Regions from separate parts of the Homo sapiens genome. Here region 2 is linked to region 1. Evidence: chromatin loops called from intact Hi-C (ENCODE). Cell type or tissue: gastrocnemius medialis. All regions are shown on one strand. Links, peaks and the distances in the headings refer to the core of each region. The heading gives the core; the rest is flanking DNA. Region 1 overlaps LOC107986064 (a long non-coding RNA gene). Region 2 overlaps LOC107986064 (a long non-coding RNA gene).

Evidence for each region. Peaks named below come from ENCODE experiments on the same cell type or tissue, not always from the same donor. Only the 100,000 strongest peaks of a DNase experiment are listed, where the experiment ranks them.
Region 2: a loop joins it to region 1, with 7 times the contacts of the local background. A loop is called at or near these places in 3 of 110 quality-filtered maps.

What each region holds. Positions count from the first base shown.
Region 1 is chr3:15,957,105-15,973,302 of GRCh38, reverse strand. LOC107986064 (a long non-coding RNA gene) reads right to left here. Exons shown (of 10, transcript XR_007095831.1): 7 at 8,303-8,459; 8 at 7,507-7,692; 9 at 2,821-4,084; 10 at 528-2,679. Among named protein-coding and RNA genes, the nearest start is that of MIR563, 91 kb to the right of the region's middle. RefSeq lists an enhancer at 3,425-3,594. In gastrocnemius medialis, for the core only: no CTCF peak of the experiment used is centred there; a DNase peak (open chromatin) is centred at 8,352; H3K4me3 peaks cover 2,543 bases; H3K27ac peaks cover 4,348 bases.
Region 2 is chr3:15,895,829-15,912,026 of GRCh38, reverse strand. All of the region lies in intron 2 of LOC107986064 (a long non-coding RNA gene), which reads right to left. Among named protein-coding and RNA genes, the nearest start is that of MIR563, 30 kb to the right of the region's middle. In gastrocnemius medialis, for the core only: no CTCF peak of the experiment used is centred there; DNase peaks (open chromatin) are centred at 7,507, 8,036 and 8,616; H3K27ac peaks cover 5,065 bases.

The sequences.
Region 1 (16,198 bases), core at 3,788-11,787:
AGAGAGCTGCTGATGGGAGAGCTGCTGAATAAACCTACTTTTCACCTGCTTACGGCCCTCCAAGTGTTCTTACCGCTATGTGCCCATCCACCCACTCCCCTTGGACCTCAGCATGGGCTTCAACCTGACCCCAAGTATGACATTGGGCATAGTCATGGCAAAACACTTATGTATGCTGCATCTCCACTGCTGGAGCAAATATATACAGTCATCTCTTGGTATCCACAAGGTATTGGTTCCAGGACCCCCTCACATATCCAGATTTCCACATACTTAAGTCCTGCAGTTGGCCCTGAGGAACATGCATATATGAAAAGTCGGCCCTTGATACACGTGGGTGTCACATTCCAGGAATACTGTATTTTCGATCTGCGTTTGGTTGCAGATGAGGAATATATACACACAAACATATATATATTAATATATATTTATGAGTTGAGGGCCCCCTTATAAAATACTAGATTAGCAAGGGAAATGAGAATATAAACTGAAGTTTAGATGTAAAACTCACTATATCAGGCAGTGTCTAGCCAGGAAAACAGAACCTACTTTATTTATTTTCCATTTCAATAGGTTTTTGGGGAACAGGTGGTGTTTGGTTACATGAATAAGTCCTTTAGTGGTGACTTCTGGGATTTTGGTGCACCCTTCACACAAGCAGTATACACTGTACCCAATGTGTAGTCTTTTATCCCTCACATTTTCTTTATCCACTCATTGATTGATGGGCATTTGGGCTGGTTCCATATTTTTGCAATTGCGAATTGTGCTGCTATAAACATCCATGTGCAAGTATCTTTTTAGTATAATAACTTCTTTTCCTCTGGGTAGATACTTAGTAGTGGGATCACTGGATCAAATGGTACATCTATTTTTAGTTCTTTAAGGAATCTCCACACTGTTTTCCATGGTGGTTGTACTAGTTTACATTCCCACCAGCAGTGTAAAAGTGTTCCCTTTTCTTCACATCCATGCCAACATCTATTATTTTTGATCTTTGATTATGGCCATTCTTGCAGGAGTGAGGTAGCATCTCATTGTGGTTTTGATTTGCATTTCCCTGATAATTAGTGATGTTGAATATTTTTTCATATGTTTGTTGGCCCTTTGTACATCTTTTGAGAATTGTTTATTCATGTCCTTAGCCCATTTTTTGATGGGATTCTTTGTTTTTTTCTTGCTGATCTGAGTTCCTTGTAGATTCTGGATATTAATCCTTTGTCAGATGTATAGATTGCAAAGATTTTCTCCTATTCTGTGGGTGGTCTATACTGATAATTTCTTTTGCTGTGTAGAAGTAATTTAGTTTAATTAAGTCCTACCTATCTATCTTTGTTTCTGTTGCATTTTCTTTTGGGTTCTTGGTCGTGAAGTCTTTGCCTATGCCAATGTCTAGAAGGGTTTTTCCAATGTTATCTTCTAGAATTTTTATGGTTTCAGGTCTTAGACTTAAGTCTTTGATCCATCTTGAGTTGATTTTTGTATAAAATGAGAGATGAGGATCCAGTTTCATTTTTTCTACATGTGGCTTGACAATTATCCCAGCACCATTTGTTGAATGGGGTGTCCTTTCCCCACTTTATTTTGTTTGCTTTGTTGAAGACTCGTTAGCTATAAGTATCCAGCTTTATTTCTGGGTTCTCTATTCTGTTCCATTGGTTTATGTACCTATTTTATACCAGTACCATGCTGTTTTGGTGACTATGGCCTTATAGTATAGTTCGAAGTTGGGTAATGTGACGCCTCTAGATTTGTTCTTTTTGCTTAGTATTGCTTTGGCTATGCGGGCTCTTTTTTCATTCCATATGAATTTTAGGATTGCTTTTTCCAGCTTTGTGAAGAATGTTGGTGATACTGTGATGGGAATTGCACTGAATTTGTAGATTGCTTTTCGCAGTATGGTCATTTTCACGATATTGATTCTACCCATCCATGAGCATGAGATGTGTTTCCATTTGTTTGTGTCATCTATGATTTCTTTCAGCAGTGTTTTATAGTTTTCATTGTAGAGGTCTTTCACCTCCTTGGTAACAGGTATATTCCTCAGTATTTTATTTTATTTTTTGCAGCTATTGTAAAAGAGGCTGAGTTCTTGATTTGATTCTCAGCTTGGTTACTGTTGGTGTACAGCAGTGCTACTGACTTGTGTACATTAATTCTGTATCCTGAAACTTTACTGAATTCATTAATCAGTTCTAGGAGCTTTTTGGATAAGTTCTTAGGGTTTTCTAGGTATACAATCATATCATCAGCAAACAGTGACAGTTTGACTTCCTCTTTACTTTTTTGGATGTCCTTTATTGCCTTCTCTTGTCTGATTGCTCTGGCTAGGACTTCCAGTACTATGTTGAATAGAAGTGGTGAAAGTGAACATCCTTGTCTTGTTCCAGTTCTCAGGAGGAACGCTTTCAACTTTTCCCCATTCAGTATAATGTTGGCTGTGTCAGAACCTACTTTATTTAAAGAGATGGGGATTTAATGCAGTTAATTGATTACATGGATGATGCAAGAGCAGAGTGTCCAAATGGGACATGGTGAGGCCACCTAGAGATTAGCACCAGCAGGAAGCCATTCCCATCTCTAGGCTGGAGGCAGAGGGGAGAAGTGGTGTTGCAGGCCGGGCTCTCAGAAGCACTTAGAAATATACTGGAGTGCAAGGTGTTCATGAGGGGTCAACATCTGGGAAGGGGAAGGAGAAGCAACAGAATGGGCAGAGGCAGAAGCCACACAGTTATGCAGACCCAATGAAACCTCAGCCCACCTGTGTCCTCCAACAAGCCAGAATGGCAGGGCATTCAACACCCCACCTCTTCCACTCACCGGATGCCAGCTGCTTCAGGAAGGGCATGACCTCGAGCAAGGTGGTTCTCTGCAAGTAAGGCTGACCCTGTAGGGGCTGACAGCTGGATGCTGGCTGCAGCACCTGCCGTTGGGCAGCAAGTCCTTCCTTAAAGAGGACCTGAGTACCTCACATCTACCACAGTGGTGTGGCCAGAGCCAGGGACTGAGAGATTCCTTTATGGGAGCTGGAACCACAGTGAGCCTGCATAGGAGAGTTAGAACAAGGGAGAAGACAAGCTGCTAATGGAGTTCCTGCCCAAGGCGAAGAGGAAGGATGGAAATACTCTGGTTTCTCTGGTTTCCTCCTGCTTATGTCTGATCAGTGGTTTCTCCTGGTCAAACCTGCCAGAAACCAACTGATGGGGAGTTTGAGAGATGCAGCCTGCAGGTGTCAGCACCACTGGGCAAGCTAAGAAAAGGAAAGGACTCTGAGAGCACATAGGCCCAGGAAACCAACTCAGCAACTTTTTCTCTTATCTTCTCTCCAATGCAGCAAGGTTTAGACCTGCATCTATTGACTGCCCACCCCCACCCACCCCAGCATGTTGTGCTCCCCATCACCATGTGCCACCTTGTCTCACGGTGATGAACAGTGAACTGGCCCACCCAGATCCCCTTCAGGAAGGAAGGACTCCCTCCCTCCACTGCTGAGGAACCATCACTCCTGGTGCTGGGGGAACAAAAGGAAGAAGTTGAAATCATTTAAGTAGCCCTCAGCTGCCAAGGACTACTGTGGCAGAGGGGAGCCACCTCACCCAAGGTCATACTCCTTCCTGGGATGGCCAACATCTAATGATGGACTAAGGCGAGGCATAAAGATCCAGCCCCCAACTTGGGACCACCCCGAAGGGCCAGCCCAGCTTCAGAACTCCCGATGGCCGATGGAAACCTCCACTGAGACTGCACCATAGCCCAACTCTGTCCTCTGCCCAATCTTGCTGCCTTTCTTCCCCAGCAGGTGTTGATCCCGCAAGCATTCCTAATAAGCTTCCTAAACACTGGTCTTCATCTGAGAGTCTTCTTCCTGGGAAACCCAAGGTGTGGCATTCACATTAAGCACGTTAATCAAGTTAGCCTTATCTCGGATCCTTTTGGTTCTGGAGGAATCTTTGTTACGTCTCTTCTCTCATATCAGGAAGTGGAGATGCTCAATTCAGGCATTCATTCATGCCTGGAAAGTTCTTCCCCAAGCAGCCATCTCAATCCTTCACCTCATTTAGATCCATGCTCAAATATACGCCACCTGTGAACAGCAGCATTCTCTAAGGCTGTACTGTGCCTTATTTTTCTTTATATAGCACTTTCCATCTAACAAATTATTTATGATTGTTTGTGGATTGTGTGTCTCTGCCCACTGAAGCAGGGAATTTGGTTTTGTCCATAGCTCTATGTACACAGTGCTAGTGTTTAGCACACAGTGTGAGTTCAATAAAATTTGCTAAGGAATTTGGTCTGAGTGCTAAGTCCTGTGCCAGACACTGATGATGCCTTTGGAAAGTTCCAATCTAGTGGAGAAGTTAGACAAGTAGAAAAACAATTATAACACAATGTGACAAGTGCTGTAATTGAGCATAGCTGTCAACTGATGTGAGCAACCTAGGCTGCCTGGACAAAGCTTCAGAGAGCATGTATAAGCGACTGACTCTCTGGGGAGCCCTGGAACAAGTGAACCACAGACTGATCTGGGCAGGCAGGCAGGTAACAACAGAAGTCTCTAGGATATCAGGGTCAAAAGGATAATGAGAGAGAGGAGGCCAGGCATGCCTTAAGATCCAGCACTGCCCGTCTGGAAACGTATTCCTCAGAACATTAGCTGGCATGAATGTACAAAGATTTAGGTACATGGAGTGGGTGGGGAGGCGGTCACAGCCACATTGTTTACAATAGCCAAAAAAAAAATAATAATAATAATAAGGAGCAACATGAACATTGATCCGGAGGAAAAGAGCTGAATAAACAAAGGAACTCCCATACTTCGGCGTAATGACACTTTTTTTTTTTTTGACACTCATTCTGTTGCTCAGGCTAGAGTACAGTGGCACAATCACAGCTCACTGCAGCTTCAAACTCCTGGGCTCAAGCCATCCTCCTGCTTCAGCCTCCTGAGTAACTGGGACTACAGGTGTGTGCCACCATGCCCAGCTAATTTTTTAGTTATGGTTTCGTAGAAAGGAGTCTCACTATGTTTCCCAGGCTGGTCTTGTACTTACTGCTGGATTCAAGCAATCCTCCCCGCTCAGCCTCCAAAACTGTTGGGATTATAGACGTGAGTCCACCCACTGACACTATTAAAAAGAGATCAATCTATATGTACTGACATGTAATAATATGCATGATATATTAATGAAAAAGATTACAGAACTATATGAACATGTTGATACCCATTTTGTTCAAATATATATGCACATGTGTTTACATAAACATGGAAAATCATCTAGAAGGAAACTGAACTGCTCAACTGTTAATGGTGGGACTGGGGGATTGAAATAGATAAGGGAAGGCTTTTGCTTTTTGGTATTATTTGAATTTGTCACAACCAACATGGACTAACTTTCAAAGGAAAGAATCCAAGGAACTTATGGTCATCAAGCATCAGGGACGTGCTGGTAATTGATCAAAGCAGCTCATGGGGGTTAAAGCAAACAAGAGATAGGAGTTAAGTAGGTGAACTAATTCAAGACAAGGTCACTGGCAGGACGGTGGAGAGAGGCAGAAACATAAATGACCTGACTCCTGGAAAAGCACTGTTGACCCTTTGGCCTAGTGGCTACTTCCTACAGGTTTTAGGAGTGTTCAGACGCCTTGGCAATTGGAGCCACCTGCAGTTATACTGGGACTCTGATGGGTACAGGAATAGCAGAGTTAAGATGATGATGATGTTCTCATAAGGCAAGCCAAAGCCTTCTTGCTTTATCTAACCCAGCCCTTCCTTTATATATCCCTGGAAAAAAGACGTAGCATCTCGCCTTTTGTCTTTCTTTGCTCCATGCAAGACCTCTCAGAGACTTTAGTAAGCTTTCTGTTCTGTTTGCAGTGGAAGCTCCACAAGGAGAAGCCATATGCAACATTTCCCAACAATATTGGACCACAGAGCACACCTTTGTTAATATATTTTAATTGCCATCAAGTTTTAGTTATACAAATATTAGTGGATGATTTCTCCTTGTAAAGAACTCCAGGCTAACCTCTTGGAGGGAAAAGAACATGGAACAAAAGATGAAACTCTACATGAAGAGAGAAGCCACATGGAGGAAGTCTGAGAAACTCCAGCCGACACACAGCACCAAGGCCCCAGCCTTGAGGGTGAGGCCATCTTGGACCCACCAGCCCAGCTGAACGCAGACACATGAGTGAGCCAGAGACAAGCCATCCCCACCAAGCCTTGCCTGAAGTCTTGACCCAGAGAATCATGAACAATAACTGGTTGTTTTAAGCCACTATTTTAGGGTGGGTCTTTACATAGCTATAGATAACTGATACATTTCCCATCCTCTCCTCAGTGTCAGTCTCCCTCTCCATGAAGAAAACATTATCTTGAAGATGGTTTTTATTGTGATTTTGCTTGTTTTAAGCAGTTTTGTCAGGTATGTATATATCCATACACAATCCATTTTATAATTTTAAGCTGTATTTGAGCTTTCTAAATATGGAACCATGCTACATGTAGGGAGAACAAAATTGTGGAATGTTCCTCCACTGAATAATTACCATAGTGAAAATGATGTTGCTACACACGATACCATGGATGGATCAAACGCAGAGGCATAGTGTTATATTGAAAATGGCAGTTGGGGCCGGGTGCGGTGGCTCACATCTGTAATCCCAGCACTCTGGGAGGCCCAGGCGGGTGGATCACGAGGTCAGGAGATCAAGACCATCCTGACCAACATGGCAAAACCCCGTCTCTACTAAAAATACAAAAAATTAGCTGGGCGTGGTGGTGTACACCTGTAGTCCCAGCTATTCAGGAGGCTGTGGCAGGAGAATTCCTCTAACCCAGGAGGTGGAGGTTTCAGAGAGCCGAAATCGCGCCACAGCACTCCAGCCTGGTGACAGAGCGAGACTCTGTCTCAGGAAAAAAGAAAGAAAGAAAATGGCATTTGGGTCAGGCACGGTGGCTCACAACTGTAATCCCAGCACTTCAGGAGGCCAAGGCGAGCGGATCACTTGAGGTCAGGGGTTTTGAGACAAGCCTGGCCAACATGGCAAAACTTTGTCAAAAGTCTGCCATTCTGACTCATCATTTCCACTCTTCCTTTCACTCCTTCAGTCAAACTGTTGCAGTTGCACATGAACGACTTCATTTCATCTAAAATGGGCCCCCAGCCTCCAGAGCTACGCACTCTGCAATCAGGTTCACCTCCTTAAATTAGCTGGCGTGGTGGTGCAGGCTGGTGGTCCCAGCTACTCAGGAGGCTGAGGCACAAGAATCACTTGAACCCCGGAGGCGGAGGTTGCAGTGAGCCGAGATTGTGCCACTGCACTCCAGCCTGGGCGACAGAGCAGTGAGACTCTGTCTCAAAAAAAAAAAAGAGAGAGAGAGAAAGAAAGAAAAAGAAAGAGAGAGGAAGGAAGGAAGGAAGGAAAGAAGGAAAGGCAGAAAGGCAAGTTGCAGAAGACCACCATACACATCATTCACCTTTTCATAGGATTATTGGCCATTACCTCTTGAGTTTCTGATTAATTCACGTGTCCATTTTTCTTCTGGGTTGTCTTTTTCTTATTAATTTGAATTCGTTATGTATTTTAAGAAATGTTCCCCAAGTGTACATACAGTCCTAGGAATTGCTTGAATCTTGAGAAACTTTTTCAAGAATGTAGTTTAAAATTACCAAACAAAAAGACCACACCCTGGAAGGTATTGAAAAAAATAAAATAAAATAATGATAACTTACAGGTTCTTTCATTTCTTTGCCAAAAATTCCAAGCGTTAGAGACTTGACAGAGCTTTAGGCTATATTACCTGGTAAAAAGCCATTTACATAAATCCACAGTGCACAGAGGTACCTATTTCATATTTTCTTTACTACCGATAGAAAATGCATCATTTGAGATACAGCCCCCTTTAAACATTTCCTAGGGTAGACCAATGAATTACTGTTCTTTCTAGCCATGAATTTATATCGCACTAAGAAAAAATAGACTCCTTTAACCTCTGAAGAGTGACATTTCTTTCACTTGGGTCACTTGATAGAGCCATTATAGTCTCAGATAAGACATGTGGGACTCTGTTTAATATCTGGCAATTTTCTTGTGCCTCTTCATTTATTAAAAGAATGTATCCATTAGCGGTCATTAGTACGTCCTGTCAAGATGGGGGTTAAATTATCCTCAACGGCTTATGAAAAAAAAAACGCTTTTTCAAGAAAAATGGTGGCATTAATTGCCCAGTGGAATAGAAACGGCTTTCTTTGCCATAACCTCTCCCTCCCCCGCCTAGGAGGAATTGGACACTGCTTACCTCTGTCAACGATCCAGGCCACTTTCTCCTTACCCTATGAGTCAGCTCCATCACTCCGGCCTGTGGCCTCTCTGGTGGCAGGCCACTATCCGCAGGGAGTAAATAAAGCTCCTCAGTCCGTCACAGTGAGGAGCCTCAGACTGACTCTTCTTGCTTGCTAATTCATCCAAGGAAGAAAGAGGAAGGAGATGCCTCACTTAGCAAACAATCTCATTTGAAGGGGCAGTGTTTTAGCAACAGGAAGCAGCTCACATTAGAGAAATAATCACTCTCCCTTAGCTCCAAACTGAAACCGATCTCCTTTTTGACCTTTCATTTGAAACATATGCTCTTTGGAATTTGAACCACCCGGAGTGGTTCAAGGAGAGAGGTTGTCCGGTGCGCGTGTTGGGGGAGGAGGAGTATTATGTTTTCAAAATTAAAACAAGTTTTCTGTGTAGCTTTTAAGATTAAAAACCTTAAGGTTTAATTAGCAAAAGGTTTCCATCTGCTAAAAGAAGTTTCCAGGCTTTGTCTTTCTCTTCCCCCTTCTCAGGGCTCATCCATTCTCACAAGCATTAGTAATTATATCCATATCAGTTAAGATAAGCTGAAAATCATAAAATACCAACCAACAGTTAAGTAATAAAGACATTTAATAAATGTTAAGTGTAACGAGTCTGGAGGTCAGCACATCAAGGCTTGGTTCAGCAAATCCACAAGGCCACTAGGAACCAGAGGCTCTTACTATCTTTCTGTTTTGTCATCATCCGTGTGTCGGCCCCTCTCCAAAGTGTCCAAGCCCCCCTGGCCAAGCTCACTAGCAGGAAGGAGGAAGATGGAAGCTCAGGGCTCCGCCCTATGGTGGTCTCTTTACCAGGAGGAAAAAAAAAAAAAAAATCCCCCCTAGAGCCCTTTAGCCTCATTGGCCAGAACGGAATCACACTCTCACCCCTTAACCAATCAAAGGGAAATGAGATACCATATTTGGGGTCTGGCCAATCATGGCTTATCCTTTCCATCTGGGCACATGGCAGCCCAAACACAGGTGGAATTCTGTTAGGAAGGAAAGAGGACCATTTTAAGGCGGAAACAGCTCCCAGATCCTTATTTCCAGCCCTGACTGGTTTTCTTAACTTTCTTCCCCACTGCCTTCTGAACAGCCCCACCTCATTATCTTACTGTCACCTCAAACTCAGTCTATTAGGGAACAAATTCCTTTTTTTACCTCCTAATCCTGGCTCCCTTTTCTTTCCTGATTTTTCCAAGGGTAGTTTCTTCCACCATGATGAAGGCTGCAAACTTTGGAATCATCTTGGATGCCCTCTCCATCTGGACTTCCTTTTCCAGTTGGTCCCCAAGAGCTGCTGATCCTTTTTCTTCCTAACATCTCCCCCTCTGACTCATCATTTCCACTCTCCCTTTCCCTCCTTCAGTCAAGCTGTTGCAGTTGCACATGGACGACTTCATTTCATCTAAAATGGACCCCCAGCCTCCAGAGCCATGCACTCTGCAATCAGGTTCACCTTCTTAAAGCTCTCATCCCTCCCTCCTAGCCTCCAGTGCTAGGTTCCCATATGCTCACAGAAGCAAAAAAATGCAAACTATCTTGCTTGAGTTTTAAGATTTTCTACAACAGTATACTCTACCCCAGCTAGACTACTCAACTGACTGTTCCCTAAAGCATGCTTTATGCATTCTCATCACCGCAGATTTGTCCACGCTATTCACTTAGACAAGAGTACCTTTCTGCTTCCTCTCTCCCAGCTGAATCCTACCTGGCCAACTCAGATTTCACTGCTGAAACCTCAATTATTCTAGGCTACAGCGATTGTTTTCTCCTCTGAAATCTTATGTGCTTACTGTCTTTGTGGATCATGAGCCATTTTTTTTAAAAGAAACCTTAGGATTAAATGATTAGGCAAGATAACTCTGCGATGGCCATATTACCAATGCTTTGCAATGTGCCACAATAATACTTACATGGTAAATAATGATATAATAGCCATTATTGAAGTTTTTAAAATATCCTTTTAGTTAGTAAGCTTCGGAAAGTTCAGAGCCCCTTTAAAAGGTAAAGGTAGTAGTACTTTAGGGCTGCAATAGATTCTTCAGGAATGAATCTATACAATATGATGTCATCTGTCAGTGGAAAGACCATTCATTTATAGCCAGGAAATTACAATTTTATTGCCTGACAACTGTCACCAGAATTCTTGGCAGGAAAACTCTGTATTTAGGAAAATAACTTGACAAATTGCTTGGGGGTAGACAATGAAGTCCAGATAAGAATTTGACTACATTATTTGTATCAGGGTGCCATGCTCATATTTAGTCTAGTGGAGGACTTACCTTCTTTACCATTTCTTCATTTAAAAAAAAAAACAAGCTTCTGGAATAATTGGCAAGCCACATGGAGAAGAATGAAGCTGGATACTCATCTCTCACCTTATACAAAAATCAATTCAAGATGGATCAAAGACTTAAATCTGAGACCTGAAACCACAAAGATTCTAGATGATAACATTGGGAAAACCCTTCTAGACATTGGCTTAGGCAAAGACTTCATGACCAAGAACCCAAAAGCAAATGCAACAAAAACAAAGATAAATAGATGAGACTTAAGTAAACTGAAAAACTATACAGCAAAATAAATAATCAGCAGAATTAACAGACAACCCACAGAGTGGGAGAAAATCTTCGCAACATATACATCTGACAAAGGACTAATATCCAGAATCTACAAAGAACTCAAACAAATCAGCAAGAAAAAAAACGAAGAATCCCACCAAAAATTGAGATAAGTACATGAATAGACAATTCTCAAAAGAAGATATACAAGTGGAATGCAATACCGTCTCACTTCTGCAAGAATGGCCATAATCAAAAAAATTTTTTTAAATAGATGTTGGTGTGGATGTGGTGAAGAGGGAACACTTTTATACTGCTGGTAGGAATGAAAACTAGTACAACCATTACGGAAAACAGTGTGGAAATTCCTTAAAGAACTAAAAGTGGATCTACCATTTGATCCAGCAATCCCACTACTAGGTATCTACCTACAGGAAAACAAGTCATTATATGAAAAAGATATTTGCACATGCAGGTTTATAGCAGCACAACTTGCAATTGCAAAAATATGGAACCAACCCAAATGCCCATCAACCAATGAGTGGATAAAGAAAATGTAGTATATACATACCTCGGAATACTACTCAGCCATAAAAAGGAACAAAATAATGGCATTTGCAGCAACCTGGATAGAATTGGAGACTGTTATTCTAAGTGAAGTAACTCAGGAATGGAAAACCAAACATCATATGTTCCTACTTATAAGTAGGAGCTAAGCTATGAGGACGCAAAGGCATAAGAGTGATACCTTGGACTTTGGGGACTCAGGGGAAAGGGTGGGGTGGGTGACAAGGGATAACAGACTACACATTGGGTACAGTATGCACTGCTTGGGTGAGGGATGCACCAAAATCTCAGAAATCACCACTAAAGAACTTATTCATGTAATCAAACACCACCTGTTCCCCAAAAATCTATTGAAATAAAAAAATGAAAATTTTTAAAAAAGGAAATAAAAATAATTTTTTTAAAAACTCAAAAACATTTTCTAATTATCCAATTCTGGAAGGTATTAGAAAATAGAAAAAGAGAGACTTTTAAAAATTATATAATTGTTTAGGGAAATTACTTTTAAATACCTGAATCATCTTAAGAAAATGTTGAGATGTTCTAACATTAAAAATTGAATTGTCGGCCAGGCACGGTGGCTCACGCCTGTAATCTCAGCACTTTGGGTGGCCGAGGTGGGTGGATCACAAGGTCAGGAGATCAAGACCATCCTGGCTAATACAGTGAAACCCCGTCTCTACTAAAAATACAAAAAATTAGCCGGGCGTGGTGGCGGGCACCTGTAGTCCCAGCTACTCGGGAGGCTGAGGTAGGAGAATGGCGTGAACCCAAGAGGCAGAGCTTGCAGAGCCGAGATTGTGCCTCTGCACTCCAGCCTGGGCGACACAGCCAGACTGTCTCAAAAAAAAAAAAATTGAATTGTTTAACCAAAAAGGTTGAGATAAAGGGACAAATAGATTGTTGGAAGTTCTCATTATGAAATCAATAAGAGGTAGTCTTATTATGACAGAGAGAAGAAAGGATAGATCTTTAGTGATGAAAAAAAAGAATAAGAAGCATAGGAAAATAAGAGCATGGCATTTAGAAGAGAAGAAGTATAACAGGGTAGACAGAGACAGAAATAGAGGTAGAGGTAGAGAGAGAGAGAGAGAAACAGAGTGAGAGAGAGAGAGAGAAAATAAAATCATTTCCACAAGCTGGAGAGGCAAGTGGAATGAGGATACCAAGAACCTGGCATACCAGGCCAGAAGTTTTTAAATTTGCTCTGAGAGAGGTGTAGGTCTCAGGGCCTGGAAGAGACATGATGGGAATGTTCATCGACCAGGCATCTGCTTGGTGGTCCACCAGTGCCAGATGGTCACTACTGAGCCCACTTAGGGAATGACTGGAGATTGCTGAACTGCCTACGAAAGATGGATGACATATGACCATGATACCTGACCACAAGCCTGGGATGTCAAAATGAGATTATGATGTTTATTTACACATTTGATTTGTGCTGTAATCAGTTTCTATTTATCTTCTTTTCATTGACCCCTTTGACCAGCTCTACGCATTACGAATAAAGCAATCAGAACATAAATTGTTAAAAAAAAAAAAAGCCAAGTCACTTAAAGAAAAATGGCGAGGTTGTTGAGACAGAACCTTGTGTAGAAAAATAAGAAGATATACAGACTATTTTCTGTTCATATATTTTATAAGAACTATAGCAAGAGTAGCATAGCTGTTTGATTAGGTCAAGGTAGGGTCTGGTACCAGATTGCCCATTGGGTTTCTCTGAAGGAATTTGTCAAAGTATAGCTCAGTGTGTGTGTGTGTGTGTGTGTGTGTGTGTACATATGTGTGTATATATATATACGTGTGTGTGTACATATGTGTGTATATATATATACGTGTGTGTGTGTGTACCTATGTGTGTGTGTGTATATATATATATACATGTGTGTGTGTACATATGTATATATATACGTGTGTGTGTGTGTGTGTGTGTGTGTGTGTGTGTGTGTGTTTATGACTTATAAGCCTAGCAGGAATCCTGGCTCTGTAACTTGCAAGCTTTGTCAGAAGTCTCTGAACCTGTTTCTTCATTTGGAAGATAGAAGAAAGGAGGACTGTATTACATCCAGGCCTGCTCTGTATTTTCTTTTCTGTATTCACTCACACATTTATGTTTTATTTCCTAGGACTGAGTTCTTATTTTATGATTCACAATTCTTTGGTGAAATTGTCTATATTGGCAAGGATGCATTTGGCTGTGAGTAATAGAAAACTCTATTCCAACTGGCTCATACCCTAAAGGGGATTTATTGGTTAATTTAACTGAAAGAGTCCAGATGCTGGGTAGCTGTCAGGTGTGGCTCCATCAGCCTCCAAATCTGCCTCTCTATGATTTGCTTGGCCCCTTCCTCTTCTGTGGCTTGGCAACTTACTCGGGCCACCAGCGAGGTGACAGTAGCATTTCCTGGCCATAACAATGTCCACAGGAAGAGGGACCATATTACCCAGTAACCCCACTCTTTAGGAATCCTCCTATCCTGAAACTCTTACAAAACCTTCTACCTTATTAGTCACAATTTGGTCACATGCCCATTCCTGAACCAATCCCCTTGACCCAAGAATGCCACCCATAGATTATCTAAGGTCTGGATTCCGCTGTGGCAAAGGAGTAGAATTACCCATAGAACAGTGAGGCCCACACTGCAGCTGAAGGCAGGGTCAGCTTCCCTAAACCTCAGCTCTGCATGCGGGTAGAGGTATTCCTGAACAAAAATCAGAGTGCTGTTAGAAACAGGCAAGAGGAAATGGATGCTGGGTAGGCTTTTGAAAGTTCACTCTATGGAACGAAAATTGTAGAATATACTATTTTATCCCAGAGGCCACTGAACAGGATATAGCCATGTCTGATAACCAAAGGCTGTAATGTTCAAAATTAGAGTCTGCCAGATCTTTATCTAACAAAGTCTAAGAATTTCCATAAGGAAATTAGAAACATGTAAACAATTGCAGCTCCTTGGGTAACTGTATGCTAGCATATCTGAAAACAATTGTTTCCACTCCATATGGGATACTAATCAGCTTAATTAAATGGAAAGAAAAAAAGAAACCTCAGGAACCAAAACTGCTCCAATATTTCATCAAAGGAATACACAGGGAGCTTTAAAATACAGTCTCTTCAAACAGAAAAATAGGTAAAATATTGGAAAGGATTAATCAGAGTGAAGCAGTCTTTAACTGCTATTTTTTCATCAGGGGAACATAAAAGAAGTTGAAAAATATAGATATTCTGTTCAGATAGAAAAATAGATGTAATGTTGAAAAAGATCATTTAGAGACTGGGCAGTTTTTAATTGCTATTTTAATTGTCAATCAATAATATCCAATTGTATTCTGCCACTAAGTTTACATTCAGAATTTACCTAATGTTATAAAAATGCTATGTTTATCAATTTTGTGAGGATGGAGGACAGTGTGTCAATCCCTCCTTGCTTTGAGCTCAAATCAACTTAGAAGTACATGGAATCTGTTCTTCCAACAAACATCTATTGAGGGCCTGTGATGTGCCAGGCTGCCCCGGGTTCATGGCATAGCCATGTGTCAGCCAGCTGCCTTCCTTCCTTCCAGAGGAAGCAGGTACTTGGAGGCCATCGTCTAACATCCCTAGGTTTACATCCTTTGGGACATTAGATCCCTCTGTGGAGCAGCCTTGGCCCTTTCTCTGATGTCAGCTCAGTTGGGTCACTGACTTATTGAGCTCCCACTCCCAAAAAAGAACTATACAAAATGCTGTACATCAGAGCTTACAAAGTACAAGAATAAGCATACAGAGTAGGAGAATAAAAGAGAAATCATTGACATAGCTCTTGCTCTTGAGAACCACCAAGAAAGAAAGAAGAGCACATACATATCAAAGCACTGATGAACAGAGGCCCAAAGGGAGGTAGTACAGGAGTGAAACATGTCTTCCAATTCCCAGGTTAGCATGATATATTTTGGGAAAGGAGACGAATGAATGAATAGGATAAAGGCTAAATCGTGGAAGGCCCCAGAAGTCAAAGAATTAGACCCCGCAGACTAAGGGAAAGGCGAGCAGTTTATATTTCAAAAGGAGGACTGTGGCACAAGTGCTTTCTACCCATCTCATCAAAAGCCTGTTGATGCAGCCAATGTGGTATAGTGGAAAGAGCAAAGCCTTCCATGTCAAATCAGTGTGGAGCTGAATTCTGGCCCAACCACTGAAGAGCCATGTGACCTTGGGAAAGCTACTTATCCTCTCTAAGCCTCAATTTTCTCATGTAAATAAAGAAATGAAGTCTATATTATCAAGTTGTGCCATCTAGTGTGGTAGCCACTAGCCACATGGGTCCATTGCATTTAAAATGTTGCAAGTCCAAATTCTGGTATGCTGTAAGGATGAAGTACACACTAGGTTTAAGAGGCTCATATAAAAAAAAAAGACCTCCTAACTCTTTATGTTGATTACATACTGAAATAATAACATTGAATTACATAAATACATTGGATTACATAAAATACATTATAAAAATTAGTTCTGTCTTATTTCCTTTTTATTGTTATAGAAAATTCAAAATTACATAGCCATAATGTTAGACAAAGCAGAAAACAGTTCTTTTTCTCTAATGGAAATTGGAAATAGGATTTTGTTCCCTAATGTCTTTAAAATCAATGAGCGTGATAATTTGCGATCATGATCACAATTTCTATCCATGCTGTTTTTGTGTCCTCCCACTCTGACTTTGGGCTGGACACGTTACTTTT
Region 2 (16,198 bases), core at 3,722-11,721, 61 kb after region 1:
CGATCAACTGGAAGAAAGGGTATCAGTGATGGAAGATGAAATGAATGAAATGAAGCGTGAAGAGAAGTTTAGAGAAAAAAGAATAAAAAGAAATGAACAAAGCCTCCAAGAAATATGGGACTATGTGAAAAGACCATATCTACATCTAACTGGTGTACCTGAAAGTGACGGGGAGAATGGAACCAAGTTGGAAAACACTCTGCAGGATATTATCCAGGTGAACTTCCCCAATCTAGCAAGGCAGGCCAACATTCAAATTCAGGAAATACAGAGAATGCCACAAAGATACTCCTTGAGAAGAGAAACTCCAAGACACATAATTGTCAGATTCACCAAAGTTGAAATGAAGGAAAAAATGTTAAGGACAGCCAGAGAGAAAGGTGAGGTTAACCACAAAAGGAAGCCCATCAGACTAACAGCTGATCTCTTGGCAGAAACTCTACAAGCCAGAAGAGAGTGGGGGCCAATATTCAACATTCTTAAAGAAAGAATTTTCAACCCAGAATTTCATATCCAGCCAAACTAAGCTTCATAAGTGAGGCAGAAATAAAATCCTTTACAGACAAGCAAATGCTGAGAGATTTTTGTCACCACCAGGCCTGCCCTAAAAGAGCTCCTGAAGGAAGCACTAAACATGGAAAGGAACAACCAGTACCAGCCACTGCAAAAACATGCCAAATTGTAAAGACCATCAAGGCTAGGAAGAAACTGCATCAACTAACAAGCAAAATAACCAGCTAACATCATAATGACAGGATCAAATTCAAACATAACAATACTAACCTTAAATGTAAATGGGCTAAATGCTCCAATTAAAAGGCACAGGCTGGCAAATTGGATAAAGACTCAAGACCCATCATTGTGCTGTATTCAAGAAACCCATCTCACGTGCAGAGACACACATAGGCTCAAAATAAAGGGATGTAGGAAGATCTACCAGGCAAACTGAAAACAAAAAAAGGCAAGGGTTGCAATCCTAGTCTCTGATAAAACAGACTTTAAACCAACAAAGATCAAAAGAGACAAAGAAGGCCATTACATAATGGTAAAGGGATCAATTCAACAAGAAGAACTAACTATCCTAAATATATATGCACCCAATACAGGAGCACCCAGATTCATAAAGCAAGTCCTCAGTGACCTACAAAGTGACTTAGACCTCCACACAATAATAATGGGAGACTTTAACACCCCACTGTCAACATTAGACAGATCCACGAGACAGGAAGTTAACAAGGATATCCAGGAATTGAACTCAGCTCTACACCAAGCGGACCTAATTGACATCTACAGAACTCTCCACCCCAAATCAACACACTATACATTCTTTTCAGCACCACACCACACCTATTCCAAAATTGACCACATAGTTGGAAGTAAAGCACTCCTCAGCAAATGTAAAAGAACAGAAATTATAACAAACTGTCTCTCAGACCACAGTGCAATCAAACTGGAATTCAAGATTAAGAAACTCACTCAAAACCGCTCAACTACATGGAAACTCAACAACCTGCTCCTGAGTGACTACTGGGTACATAACGAAATGAAGGCAGAAATAAAGATGTTCTTTGAAACCAACGAGAACAAAGACACAACATACCAGAATCTCTGGGACACATTCAAAGCAGTGTGTAGAGGGAAATTTATAGCACTAAATGCCCACAAGAGAAAGCAGGAAAGACCTAAAATTGACACCCTAACATCACAATTAAAAGAACTAGAGAAGCAAGAGGAAACACATTCAAAAGCTAGCAGAAGGCAAGAAATAACTAAAATCAGAGCAGAACTGAAGGAAATAGAGACACAAAAAACCCTTCAAAAAATCAATGAATCCAGGAGCTGGTTTTCTGAAAAGATCAACAAAATTGATAGACCTCTAGCAAGACTAATAATGAAGAAAAGAGAGAAGAATCAAATAGACGCAATAAAAATGACAAAGGGGATATCGCCACCAATCCCACAGAAATACAAACTACCTTCAGAGAATACTATAAACACCTCTACGCAAATAAACTAGAAAACCTAGAAGAAATGGATAAATTCCTCAACACGTACACTCTCTCAAGACTAAATCCAGGAAGAAGTTGAAGCTCTGAATAGACCAATAACAGGCTCTGAAATTGAGACAATAATTAATAGCTTACCAACCGAAAAAAGTCCAGGACCAGATGGATTCACAGCCAAATTCTACCAGAGGTACAAGGAGGAGCTGGTACCATTCCTTCTGAAATTATTCCAATCAATAGAAAAAGAGGGAATCCTCCCTAACTCATTTTATGAGGCCAGCATCATCCTGATACCAAAGCCTGGCAGAGACACAACAAAAAAGAGAATTTTAGACCAATATCCTTGATGAACATTGGTGCAAAAATCCTCAATAAAATACTGGCAAACCAAATCCAGCAACACATCAAAAAGCTTATCCACCATGATCAAGTGGGCTTCATCCCTGGGATGCAAGGCTGGTTCAACATACGAAAATCAACAAACATAATCCAGCATATAAACAGAACCAAAGACAAAAACCACATGATTATCTCAATAGATGCAGAAAAGGCCTTTGACAAAATTCAACAACCCTTCATGCTAAAAACTCTCCATAAATTAGGTATTGATGGGACGTATCTCAAAATAATAAGAGCTATCTATGACAAACCCACAGCCAATATCATACTGAATGGACAAAAACTGGAAGCATTCCCTTTGAAAACTGGCACAAGACAGGGATGCCCTCTCTCACCACTCCTATTCAACATAGTGTTGGAAGTTCCGGCCAGGGCAATCAGGCAGGAGAAGGAAATAAAGGGCATTCAATTAGGAAAAGAGGAAGTTAAATTGTCCCTGTTTGCAGATGACATGATTGTATATCTAGAAAATCCCATCGTCTCAGCCCAAAATCTCCTTAAGCTGATAAGCAACTTCAGCAAAGTCTCAGGATACAAAATTGATGTGCAAAAATCACAAGCATTCTTATACACCAATAACAGACAGAGAGCCAAATCATGAGTGAACTCCCATTCACAATTGCTTCAAAGAGAATGAAATACCTAGGAATCCAACTTATAAGGGATGTGAAGGACCTCTTCAAGGAGAACTACAACCACTGCTCAGTGTAATAGAAGAGGATACAAACAAATGGAAGAACATTCCATGTTCATGGGTAGGAATAATCAATATCGTGAAAATGGCCATACTGCCCAAGGTAATTTATAGATTCAATGCCATCCCCATCAAGCTACCAATGACTTTCTTCACAGAATTGGAAAAAACTACTTTAAAGTTCATATGGAACCAAAAAAGAGCCCACGTTGCCAAGTCAATCCTAAGCCAAAAGAACAAAGCTGGAGGCATCACACTACCTGACTTCAAACTATACTACAAGGCTACAGTAACCAAAACAGCATGGTTCTGGTACCAAAACAGAGATATAGACCAATGGAACAGAACAGAGCCCTCAGAAATAATGCCGCATATCTACAACGATGTGATCTTTGACAAACCTGACAAAAACAAGCAATGGGGAAAGGATTCCCTATTTAATAAATGGTGCTGGGAAAACTGGCTAGCCATATGTAGAAACCTGAAACTGGATCCCTTCTTTACACCTTATACAAAAATTAATTCAAGATGGATTAAAGACTTACATGTTAGACCTAAAACCATAAAATCCCTAGAAGAAAACCTAGGCATTACCATTCAGGACATAGGCATGGGCAAGGACTTCATGTCTAAAACACCGAAAGCAATGGCAACAAAAGCCAAAATTGACAAATGGGATCTAATTAATCTAAAGAGCTTCTGCACAGCAAAAGAAACCACCATCAGAGTGAACAGGCAATCTACAGAATGGGAGAAAATTTTTGCAACCTACTCATCTGACAAAGGGCTGATATCCAGAATCTACAATGAACTCAAACAAATTTACAAGAAAAAAACAAACAACCCCATCAAAAAGTGGGCGAAGGATATGAACAGACACTTCTCAAAAGAAGACATTTATGCAGCCAAAACACACATGAAAAAATGCTCATCATCACTGGCCATCAGAGAAATGCAAATCAAAACCACAATGAGATACCATCTCACACCAGTTAGAATGGCGATCATTAAAAAGTCAGGAAACAATAGGTGCTGGAGAGGATGTGGAGAAATAGGAACACTTTTACACTGTTGGTGGGACTGTAAACTAGTTCAACCATTGTGGAAGTCGGTGTGGGGATTCCTCAGGGATCTAGAACTAGAAATACCGTTTGACCCAGCAATCCCATTACTGGGTATATACCCAGAGGATTATACATCATGCTGCTATAAAGACACATGCACACGTATGTTTATTGCAGCACTATTCACAGTAGCAAAGACTTGGAACCAACCCAAATGTCCAACAATGGTAGACTGGATTAAGAAAATGTGGCATATATACACCATGGAATACTATGCAGCCATAAAAAAGGATGAGTTCATGTCCTTTGTAGGACATGGATGAAGCTGGAAACCATCATTCTCAGCAAACTATCGCAATGACAAAAAACGAAACACTGCATGTTCTCACTCATAGTTGGGAATTGAACAATAAGAACACATGGACACAGGAAGGGGAACATCACACACCGGGGACTATTGGGGGGTGGGGGGAGGGATAGCATTAGGAGATATACCTAATGCTAAATGACGAGTTAATGGGTGCAGCACACCAATATGGCACATGTATACATATGTAACAAACCTGCAAGTTGTGCACATGTACCCTAAAACTTAAAGTATAATAATAAGAAAAAAAGAAAAAAAAAGTAAATAAACCCCATTTTTATTTACAGACTTACAGTTTAATTATCCAAAACTAGAACCCAATTCCTCAAAGCAACCGAAATACTAAATGTATATTTTTATATAACCCTGTCAAAATTTTCAAAGGTAAAATCATAGGTAACAATAATGATAGCTGATATTTATTGAGCACCATGTGCCAGACACTTTGGGTTTGTTTTTCAGAATAATCTTGTCATTCAGGAATATTATTTCCTAATTTTTCCAATGGAGAAAATAATATTTTAAGAAATTTTCTTAAACCAGTTTTTTAAAACATCTTCTCAAATATTTAGTCAAACACCAAGTCAATTGAATTCTCTTTTGGAAAAGCTTTAGATGTGAATTTGGTGGGACATTAAATCATTAGAGATTCTCCCTGAGAGAGCTAGATCAGGTGGTCAATAAATCTTCACCAATTTAAAGATATCAAGTTTGACCACAGCTGACTGATTCTTGGTGAAACTGAAATGCAAGGTGCAGATAGATATACCAGATAGATTTACCAATCTGATTCATTATATTTCCTGTTATTTGGGTTTCCACCATATGCCTATATTTTTTTCCAGGGGGCCATGATGCCACTGGCACCACAGGCATGCTGGTACAACATCTGCTTCACCACTGCCTCTCTCAGTCTGTAACTTCTGGTCCTCCATCACTCAGGCATGGCTCACACTCAGCTTCCTACTGGAGCAATGCAAGTCTTGAAAACTGGCTTACACATCCAGAAAGTTGACGTGCAAGCAAACCAGGACCCTCCTGTTGGCCAGTCTTCCATTTTCCTTACAGCAAGGAAGACTCATTAGAAAAAGAACTTTAGGTCAGAAAACCCAGAGCCAAGGAAAGAAATTAGGCAAGTTACACTGGATCAGGAATTGTGGCCCCGCAAAGGGAATTACAGTGGGCTGGAGAGAAGGGTGTGCCTAGTACCGCTGGAATGGAAGGAAAGAACCAAGATCCTGTGCTGTACTCTCTGCGTGCCCCCTGTCCTCTTCCGTGCCCTCGCTACATGTCTCTGCCCTTTTCTGTGTTCAGGGGGCTGACCTCAGTAGACTGCATCACCCAGGCTTGCTAATCAGTTTGGCTTCTGATTGGACACAGGAATGAGAGGTCCTGGCAGGCAAATGGAAGGTAGGAAGAGAGAGAATTCGGGGTATTTCTTCCCTCTCTCTCCCTCTTTGCACCACATCTCTGGCCTTGTCTGTGTCCTTCCTGGGGTTACTTGAGCCCAGGAAGTCAAGCTACAGTTCCTCCATGGCTCTAGCTCACAAAAGCTCTAGTGACACTCTCCCTTCCCTTTGCACTTTCCAAGCTGCTGATCTTTGGATGCCTCAAATCCCGCTTGTTCCTTTAACTTGGATTATATTTCTATATAAGCAGTTCCTTCATTAAGGAGTTTTCATTTGTACCATCTGGGGTGAACTTGGTTTCATGCTGCGATTGTAGGCACCCAAATGATGCACGTGTACTTGAAGAGGCTGGGCAAGGGTGTGTCAGAAGACCTAGTACAAGGAAAACTGGGGTGGGATTATTTGGGAGCTGGCTCTGCACCAAAATATAAGTGCCAGATATTTTCCAATTGTGGTGCTGGCTGAGCCCAACAGATGATTTTAGGAGGTCTTATGTATCATCCACCTATTTTAGTAGCCTCTTCCTCCCGTATAAGAATAACAAAACCCTCCTTTTATATGAGAATGAAAAGTCCAAGCCTCTTAATGTCCTTGCTGTGGCCAGTGAGGGCACCATTATTCTGGAACAGGACTGGAAAAATTCTCACAAGTGTTTTTGCTTTTGCTATGGCCCCAAACATTGCTGCCTGCCCTTTCTAGTGTAGTAGTTAGAAGTATCAGTGCTAGAACTAGAGTGCCTTGGTTCAGACCATGGCTCCATGCCTGGCTAGCCCTGTGACTTTGAATAAGTAGGTAATTCCTCTAGGCCTCAGTGTTCTCATCTATAAAATGGGGATAATAATGAAATTGGGGCAAGAAGTAAATGTCCTGTTACATATAAAGCTCTTAGCACAGTGTATGATGCCAGCAAATACTTTAAAGATGTTATCTCCACTACTTACATAGCCACATGACCCTGGGCAATTTACTTAACTTTCTATGCCTCCATTTCCTTCTCTGTAAACTGGAATAATAACACTGACGTCCTGGGTTGCATGAAAATCAAAAGGAAGAAAATGTCAATGAAAGTATTCTAGAAACAATAAAGCATCTTATCAATGCAATGTCTTTTTAAAAAATATACAATCATAATTGTCTTAATTTAAAAACTAGCCAGGGCCCCAAAGCAATGTTTCAATAAGCCTTAGCACCAATATCCATAACAAGATAGAGGAGAAAATTTAATAATAAGGTCATGAGAAGGTCTTAAAGAACAGACCATTTAAAAAAAAAAAAGGTCAAGAGAACTACTGAGAAAGGGTATTGGTTTCATTCTGAGGCTAAGTAGTTGCTGGAATGTTATTTCCACCACAATATATTATCCAAATTAACTGATCATTAAGCCAAGTATGAACGACGACTATAAAATACAATGGATCAGATGCACTGAAATAGGTATAGTCACCCCAGAAGAACTCTTTCCAGAGGTCCCCACTCCTACTTTCCAAGCATCCAGAGGGGGCCACTCCACCCTTCAGAGCAGCATACCTCCCTGCCCACAACTGCCCACACCTGCCTTCATTCATGAGTGCAGACAGTCACAGTCCAGGGCCTATTGCAATGACTTTGTTTGGAAGACTAGTCTCTCAAACTAGACTACTTTTGTCTTCTTGCCCTTCATTCTCTCCCTTTTCCTTCCTAATAAAAGCATTGATGTCATGGTCAGGGTTTTAACCTCTTACTACTCCAAGTACGATTTGTGGACCAGCAGTATCAGTATCACCTGGGAGCCTGTCAGAAATGTACAATCTTGGGCCCCACCCTAGACCTGTTGCATCAGAATCTGCATTTTAACATGATCCACGGCTGATTCATATGTTCATTAAAGTTTGAGAAGCACTGTTTTCTTCTTTCTGAAACTCATACTTATCTTGCAAGGTTATTGTGAGGATTAAATGTATTCAAAGTGCCTGGCAAATAGTAGGTGCCAAATACGTTATCATCTTCCTTCAGCCAGCACCTGGCACTGCCCATGCCTCTGCCTGAGCCCTTCGTCCTGGCCTAGGCTCTGAATGCTGACCTTAACTTGCTTTCTCAGACTTGGCCAGTGCCCCAGATTCTGACCTCAGCTTTTCCCTTAGAGTCCCTGGCAGGCTGGCTGTGCCCTGTTGCTATACTTTCCACTACTCTCCACTGACCTACGGCTTCCCCAAGCCCCACCTTTTTTGGCCTGTCCCTTCTTGTGGATACCTAAGACCCCACAGCAGCACTTATTTTAGTCATGTTGCCATTGCTCAAAATGGCCTTGGAACTGCTCCTTGGAATTTGTCTTCACAGCCTCACACAGTGCCCAGCCCAGCATAGGCACTCAACTAAATATTCCTTAGTGGAATGAATGAAGAACAAGGATTTGCTTCATAGTGGGCCATGCTGTTAGGGTTTAGTATCTCCCTTTGGGGATTCTCTTTGCTTTTCCTTATTTTCACTTTTCTTTGGCATCCAAAAAGTGTGATACAGAAGTCTGAGATTTAATGTTTACCTAGGAAAAAAGAGCCAAGGAGAATGCCTGACCTGTTTAGATTCTAGGCCTGAAGCCTCTATGCCAGGGAGCCTTGTGTTCCCACAGGGTCCAGCCCTGCTCACTATGATTCCACACTGAGGCTTGAGAACATATTGCCAGGAAGTAATAAAATGTTCTGGTCCTGGCCTGTTCCTCTATGCTTAGGTCACTGTAGGCCGTTGATGTCCTGCCAAAATCTCCTCACTAGCCAATACACACTGTGCTACGACTAAAAGCTTCTACCTGTGACCTTCTTTGGACAACTGCTCTTGAATGAGCTGTCTTACGTAGAAAAGCTTGGTATGCAGCCAATGACTGATGGATATAGGGGCACAAAAGCCTGGTCCCCCTGCCTCAAGGTGGGACAACTCCATAGTACAATTTGCATTTGCACTCCAGCGTCCCCATGGATCAAGTCAAGGCTAGAATTTACCTGGGAACACATCCCTGCTAGGCTCCTTCCCCTGTCTCGCCTGCTTCTCTCACTCCCTTAGAGCTTCTTTCCAGAGCATCCCTCAATACATTTGGTGTGCCTGAAATTTGTCTCAGGCTCTATTTCTAATCTGAGACAGTGCTCTTGGGATATATGAATGAGCGGCAGGACAAAATTCCTATTTTCAGGATCCCAAGCACCATGTCAACACCAGCTCAACATGACTTACACAGGGGTCTCCTCTCCACTTTCATCAGCCTACAGGGCACCAGAGCCAAGTCCAAAGGTGAGGGATGAGGATTAGAGCTACACTGTCTAAAATGGTACCCACCAGCCTAAGCAACATAATGAGACCCTGTCTCTTCAAAAAAAGGTTTAAAAATTAGACAGGCGCCAGGTGCGGTGGCTCACACCTATAATCCCAGCACATTGGGAGGCCAAGGCAGGTGGATCACTTGAGGTCAGGAGTTCATGACCAGCCTGGCCAACATGGCAAAACCCCATCTCTACTAAAAATACAAAAATTAGCTAGACATAGTAGTGTACACCTGAATCCCCAACTACTCGGGAGGCTGAGGCAGGAGAATGGTTTCAACCCAGGAGGTGGAGGTTGCAGTGAGCTGACATCATGCCACTGCACTCCAGCCTGGGCAACAGCGAGACACCATCCCCCCCCCAAAAAAATTAGCTACACATGGTGGCAAGCACCTGTGCACCTGTAGTCCTAGCTACTTAGGAGGCTAAGGCTGGAGGGTCACTTGAGCCCAGGAAGTCCAGGTTACAATGATCTATGATTGCACCACTGTACTCCAGCCTGAGCTACAGAGCCCTGTCTCTCTTAAATAAATAAATAAAATTGTACCCACTAGTGACAGGTGGCTGCTTAGCACCTGAAATGTGGCTAGTGCAAATGATTTCATTTAATTATAATTTTTTAAAACTGATAAGTTATTGGAAAACTTTTTTTTTTTTTTTTGAGACTCGCTTTTTTTTTAGTCTCGCTGTCGCCCAGGCTGGAGTGCAGTGACACGATCTTGGCTCACTGCAACCTCAGCCTCCTGGGTTCAAGTGATTCTCCTGCCTCAGCCCCCCGAGTAGCTGGGATTACAGGTGTGCGCCACCATGGCTGGCTAATTTTTGTAGTTTTTACTAGAGATGGGGTTTCACCATGTTGGTCAGGCTGGTCTCGAACTCCTGACCTCAGGTGATCTGCCTGCCTCAGCCTCCCAAAGTGCTGGGATTACAGGCATGAGCCACCGTGTCTGGCTTGGAAAACTTTTAAACATGTTTGGAACTATGTGGGTGTGTAATCTATTTTTCAATTGTAAATTTTATAAGACCTAATACAGATCAAATATTTCTGGTGAAAATTTAGTGTCTACATTGATATATGCTGTAAGTATATAAAACATACACTGAAATCCAAAGATATAGTATTTTGAAATAATGTAGGCTGGGCACTGTGGCTCATGCCTGTAATCCTAGCACTTTGGGAGGCCAAGGCGGGCAGATCACTTGAGCCCAGGAGTTTCAGAGTAGCCTGGGCAACACAGTGAAACCCTGTCTCCACACAAAAAAAAATCAATACAAAAATTAGCTGGGTATGGTGGCACGTGCCTTCAGTCCCAGCTACTTGGGAGACTAAGGTGAAAGGATCACCTCAGCCTGGGGGACTGCAGTGAGCCAAGATCATGCCACAGCACTCCTGGGCAACAGAGCAAGACCCTGTCTCAAAAAAATAAATAAATACTGGCCAGGCACTGTGGTTCACGCCTGTAATCGCAGCACTTTGGGAGGCCAAGGCAGGTGAATCACTTGAGGCCAGGAATTCAAGACCAACCTGGCCAACGTGGCAAAAACCCATCTCCACTAAAAATACAAAAATTAGCCAGGCATGGTGGCACGTGCCTGTAGTCCCAGCTACTTGGGAGGCTGAGGCAGGAGAATTCCTTTAACCTGGGAGGCAGAGGTTGCAGTGAGCCCAGATTGTGCCACTGTACTCCAGCCTGGGCGACAGAGCGAGACTCTGTCTCATAAATAAATACATAAATGATGTAAAAGATATCATTAACATTTTCAATGTTGGTTTCTTATGAAATTATTTTGTTAAATAAAATGTTATTAAAATTAACTTGGCTGGGCGCAGTGGCTCACACCTGTAATTTCAGCACTTTGGGAGGCCAAGGTGGGAGGATCATTCGAGCCCAGGAGTTCGAGGCCAGCCTGGGCAATACAGTGAGACTGTGTCTCTACAAAAAATTAACAAATTAGCTGAGTGTGGTGGCATGCACCTGTGCACCCAGCTACTTGAGAGCGTGAGGTGGGAGGATCGCTTGAGCCCAGGTCGAGGCTGCAGTGACCTGTGATTGTGCCACTGCACTCCAGCTTGAGCAACAGAGCAAGATCCTATCTCAGAAAAAGCTAAAATTAAAATAAAAAATTAATTTAATTTAATAACTTTAAAAAATTATTTTTAAAAATATGGCTACCAGAAAATTTTAAATTATACATGTGGCTCACATTATATTTCTTTCTTTCTTTTTTTTTTTTTTTTTTGAGACAAAGTCTCCCTCTGTCACCCAGGCTGGAGTGCAATGGCATGCTCTTTGCTAACTGCAACCTCCGCCTCCCAGGCTCAAGTGATTCTCCTGCTGCAGTCTTCTGAGTAGCTGGGACTACAAGCACGCACCACCACGCCTGGTTACGTTTTTGTATTTTTAGTGGAGATGGGGTTTTACCATGTTGGCCAGGCTGGTCTCAATCTCCTGACCTTAGGTGATCCACCTGCCTCAGCCTCCCAAAGTGCTGGGATTATAGGTGTGAGCCACTGCACCTGGTCATTATTTCCATTGACAACCCTTGTCAAAAACTTCAGCCTGGGATGGCCGCAGTGGCTCACGCCTATCATCCCAGCACTTTGGGAGGCCAAGGCAGGTGGATCACTTGAGCCCAGGAGTTTAAGAACAGCCTGGGCAACGTAGTGAAACCCCATCTCTATAAAAAATACAAAAGAATTAGCCAGGTGTGCTGGCGCATGCCTGTAGCCCCAGCTAACTCCAGTGGCTGAGGTGGGAAGATGGGTTAAGTCCAGGAAGTCGAGGCTGCAGTGAGCCATAATCAGGCTATTGCACCCCAGCCTGGGCAACAGAGCCAAAGTCTGTCTCAAAAAAAAAAAAAAAAGAACCTCAGCCTGAACAGGCAGATATAAAGAAAAAATAAGCTTCCATTTACCTCCAAGTACGTGACACATGCCTTCCAGTACCCTCCACGCCAGTGAGCTGTTGAGGGCCTTTAAGATTCCCTAGCCACTAAGTCATTAAGGTCTAACACTTTATCTAAATTTAGATGAGTCTTTATCTACATTTAACTTTTTAGCTATTTCTCTTCAGTTAGTGGTTAGACTGAATAAACAAAAGCAATGTCTTTGCAGCATTGTCAAATGTGATAGACTATTATGTTGGTAGCCCCCAATCACTCATGCCTCCCTATATAGTCACACCCTTGTAATCTATTCCCCATGAAGCTGAGCTGGTCATGTGACCTACTTCAGCCAATTGAAGTGATGCTGAGTCAGATGCTTAAGAAGGCCTGGCAGCTTCTGCTTTTGTGTTAAGCCAGCAACCATGTAAGAATTTGGAATTAATATTCCTGGCCATCAGCCCCCACTGAGTTCTCTCAATAGCCGCACCAAACTGCCAGGCATATGATTGAGGCCGTCTTAGAAGTGGATCCTCCAGCCTCAGTCAAGCTACCGCATCTGACACCGCATGAAGCAAAGATGAGCCTCCCCTGCTGAGTCCTGCCTAAGTTACAGAATCACAAATGGGAAATAAAATAGCTGTTACTTGAGCCACTAAATTTTGGTGTAGTTGGATACATGGCAGTAGATTAACTGAAATATTAAGTGTTCTGAGGGCAAATTTCTATATACGTTTCTGAAGACTTTTGCCTATCCTTTTAAAACCTAATGGACTGCCGGGCACGGTGGCTCATGCCTGTAATCCCAGCAGTTTGGGAGGCTGAGGTAGGCAGATCACTTGAGGCCGGAGTTCGAGACTAACCTGGCCAACATGACGAAACCCTGTCTCTACTAAAAATACAAAAATTAGCCAGGTGTGGTCGTGCACACCTGTAATTCCAGCTACTTGGGAGGCTGAGGCAGAAGACTTGCTTGAACCTGGGAGGCAAGGTTGCAGTGAACTGAAATCGTGCCACTGCACTCCAACCTGGGTGGCAGAGCAAGACTTTGTCTCAAAAAACAAAACAAAACAAAACCTAAAAACCTAATGGACTAATTGACTCATGCTCTTAAATTTACATCATCTTTGATAAGCTTCTTTTTAGCATATTAGGTAGCCCATTTATATAAATACAGTATTTGAAATTATTTCTGTGTCCTCAGAACAGATCCAGTTTTATACCAACCACTTCTATTTACCATATCCTCAATCTTGCGGGAACAAGATTGAGACTGGTTGCACTGTGTCCTTGCCTTGTTCACTCTTTCTCTGCTTCCACAAGCCACCCTGAATGATAATTGAGTGTCACACCTCTTTGGAGTTATAAAAGCTGTGTGCCCTGAAGAGGACTCTCCAGGGAGTTGATAAGAAAGTACCTGCCTCACCTACCACTCTCTTCTGAGGAAAATGTCCCCAAGGTGTTCTTTCAGCAAAACGCTCCTGTGGCTCCTGCCATGTGATTTGAATGACCCCACATGGATATCCTGACTCCACTTTGATAGGAACAGGGGTCAATGGCTGAGCTAAAGACAATTAAGTGGAAATGGGTCAGCTGCCTTTGAGGTGGCCTGGAGTAAAGCTCTACCCGTTAGAGGATTTTTGTTGTGCATGGTGGCATCAGGCCGATCAAATTATCCTTTGGAAAGGATAAATGCCAGAACCACAAGGGCAGGTAGGGCACTGGAGCCCAAACTGAATGTGACCAATGAGGGACTTGGAAACGCTGGGCACCAGAAATGGTGAGATGTCTCAGGTGTCCATGTATCTTCCCAGGAAATCTCTATGCTTCAGGTTGGGTTCTTTGAAATAGGCACTGAAATGAGGAGTAATGTGCAAAGCAATAATTAAAGAAGTGTTCCCAGAAGCTGGGTTGGAAGTGGGGGAAGGAAGACAGGGAAGGGAGAAAACCAAGTATGGTGTGATTTCAGGCAGTCCAACAGAGAGAGGCTGGGGTGGTTTCCACCAGATATGGCTAGAAGGGAGTATAAGTTACACACCAGAGGTAGTCCCAACTCTAGGTAAGGGAGGTCATACAGCAGTTACTGTAACTATAGTAGTTACCTATAGTAGGTCAAACAGTTCCAGTAACCCAAGGAGAGTTCTCATAAGAAGAGTTACAGGTACAGACCTGTAACTCTTGAAGGCAAAAAAGCACACTGCAACTGGGGAGGAGTAACCAGAAACTGTAAAGAGATTTGAGAATTCTCAAAGTGCATCAACATTATCCACTGTGCTCCATCACGGAAGGACACTTGAGTGTGTCTCTTCCCTGCAGCCTGAAATGTGTGTCTGGGTCAGCATGTTCTAGTCCTTCTTCCATTTATTTAAGTTTTCAGACTGTTCACAGAGTTTCCTCTTGTGGCCCTGTAAGTTCAGGAGAACCCAGGTGGGAAGGGATCCATTCCTTCTACCCAGCTGTAAATGGAGACATTCTACCTTTCTTTGTTTACATATTGTGCTTCCATGTGTGCTTTGGCTTAAAAACAGGTCTCCACAACTAAAGAAAGCCTTGAAAACTACCGTGATTGACCATGGTAAATGGACATATTAGTTTTTTATTGCTGCATAACAAATTACCAAAAACTTAGAGGCTCAAAACAATACTCATTATCTCACAGTTTCCATAGTTCAGAAGTCCAGATTCAGCTTAGCTGTGCCCTCTGCTCTGGGTCTCAAAAGGCTGCAATCCAGATGTTGGTCAAGGCTGTGGGCTCATCAGAGGCTAGACTGGGGAAAGAACTTCCAAGCTTCTTCATGTCATTGGCAGAATTCATCTCCTTGTGGTTGTAGGACTGAGGCCCTGTTTTGTTGCTGGATGTCAGTTGGGGGCCACTCTCAGCAAATATAGGCCACCTGCAGTTCCTTGCCATTGGCCCCCTCCATAGGCCCTCTCATGATGTGGCAGCTTACTTCTTCAAGGGAGCAATGTAAAGAGTCTTTCTAATGCATGCTAGCTACACAGAGTTATATATCAATACAATAATGTAATGATGAAAATGACTTTCCATCACTTTCCCACCACATTTTATATTGGTTAGAAGCAAGTTCTTGGTCCCACCCACACTAAGAGGAAGGGATTATAGAGTCATGAAAATGAAACCACACTAGGGTCTAGTCTGTCTACCACAATGATTATGGAGGGAGGACTTTTAACAGGAGACATCGTGGCCTCCGAATTCTTTCATTCATACCATGCTGGTCTTAAGCAAGCAAGGTCTTTCCTGTGCCTACACTGAACCCTTTTGATCTATTGCCTTGCTTTCTGACTTGTCATGTTGTGTGAATTTTGACACCTTCTCATTTGTCTCCTAACCACTGGTTCAGGCTGGGCTCTCTCTGGCTAATTATGTAATTTTGCCCTACCTCAGCATTCTTATAGCTGTTGCCTATGGTCCCAAACTGATAACTTTTGTTTCAGTTAATTTCCTACCTCAGTTTTCCTGTATCTGTGTTTGATCATAATTTTCATTTATTTGAAATCAATTTAAATAGCCATATGTAGCAAGTGACTACCACAGCAGACAGTATAAATCAAGGCCTTTCCAGTTTAAAAATAAGCAAACGGAGCTTCTAGATTGCACAGCTAGTTAATAACACAACTGCAACTGAAAGCTTTGTCTCTTCTCTTTTTCATTTTCCATTCTATTAATTCAAATTGAAGAAATCTGCATAAGTGATTTTCCCAGATATTTCAAATTTGCCACTTTGTTTGTTTGTTTGTTTGTTTATTTATTGAGATGGAGTCTAGCTCTGTCGCCCAGGCTGGAGTGCAGTGGCGTGATCTTGGCTCACTGTAACCTCCACCTCCTGGGTTCAAGCAATTCTCTTGTCTCAGCCTCCCGAGCAGTTGGGATTACAGGCACCTGCACCACACCCAGCTAATTTTTTTGCATTTTTAGGAGAGACGGGGTTTCATTGTGTTGGCCAGGCTGGTCTCGAACTCCTGACCTCGTGATCTGCCCGCCTCAGCCTCTCAAAGTGCTGGGATTACAAGTGTGAGCCATCGCGTCTGGACAAATTTGCCACTTTAAATGTCCATACCTGGCTA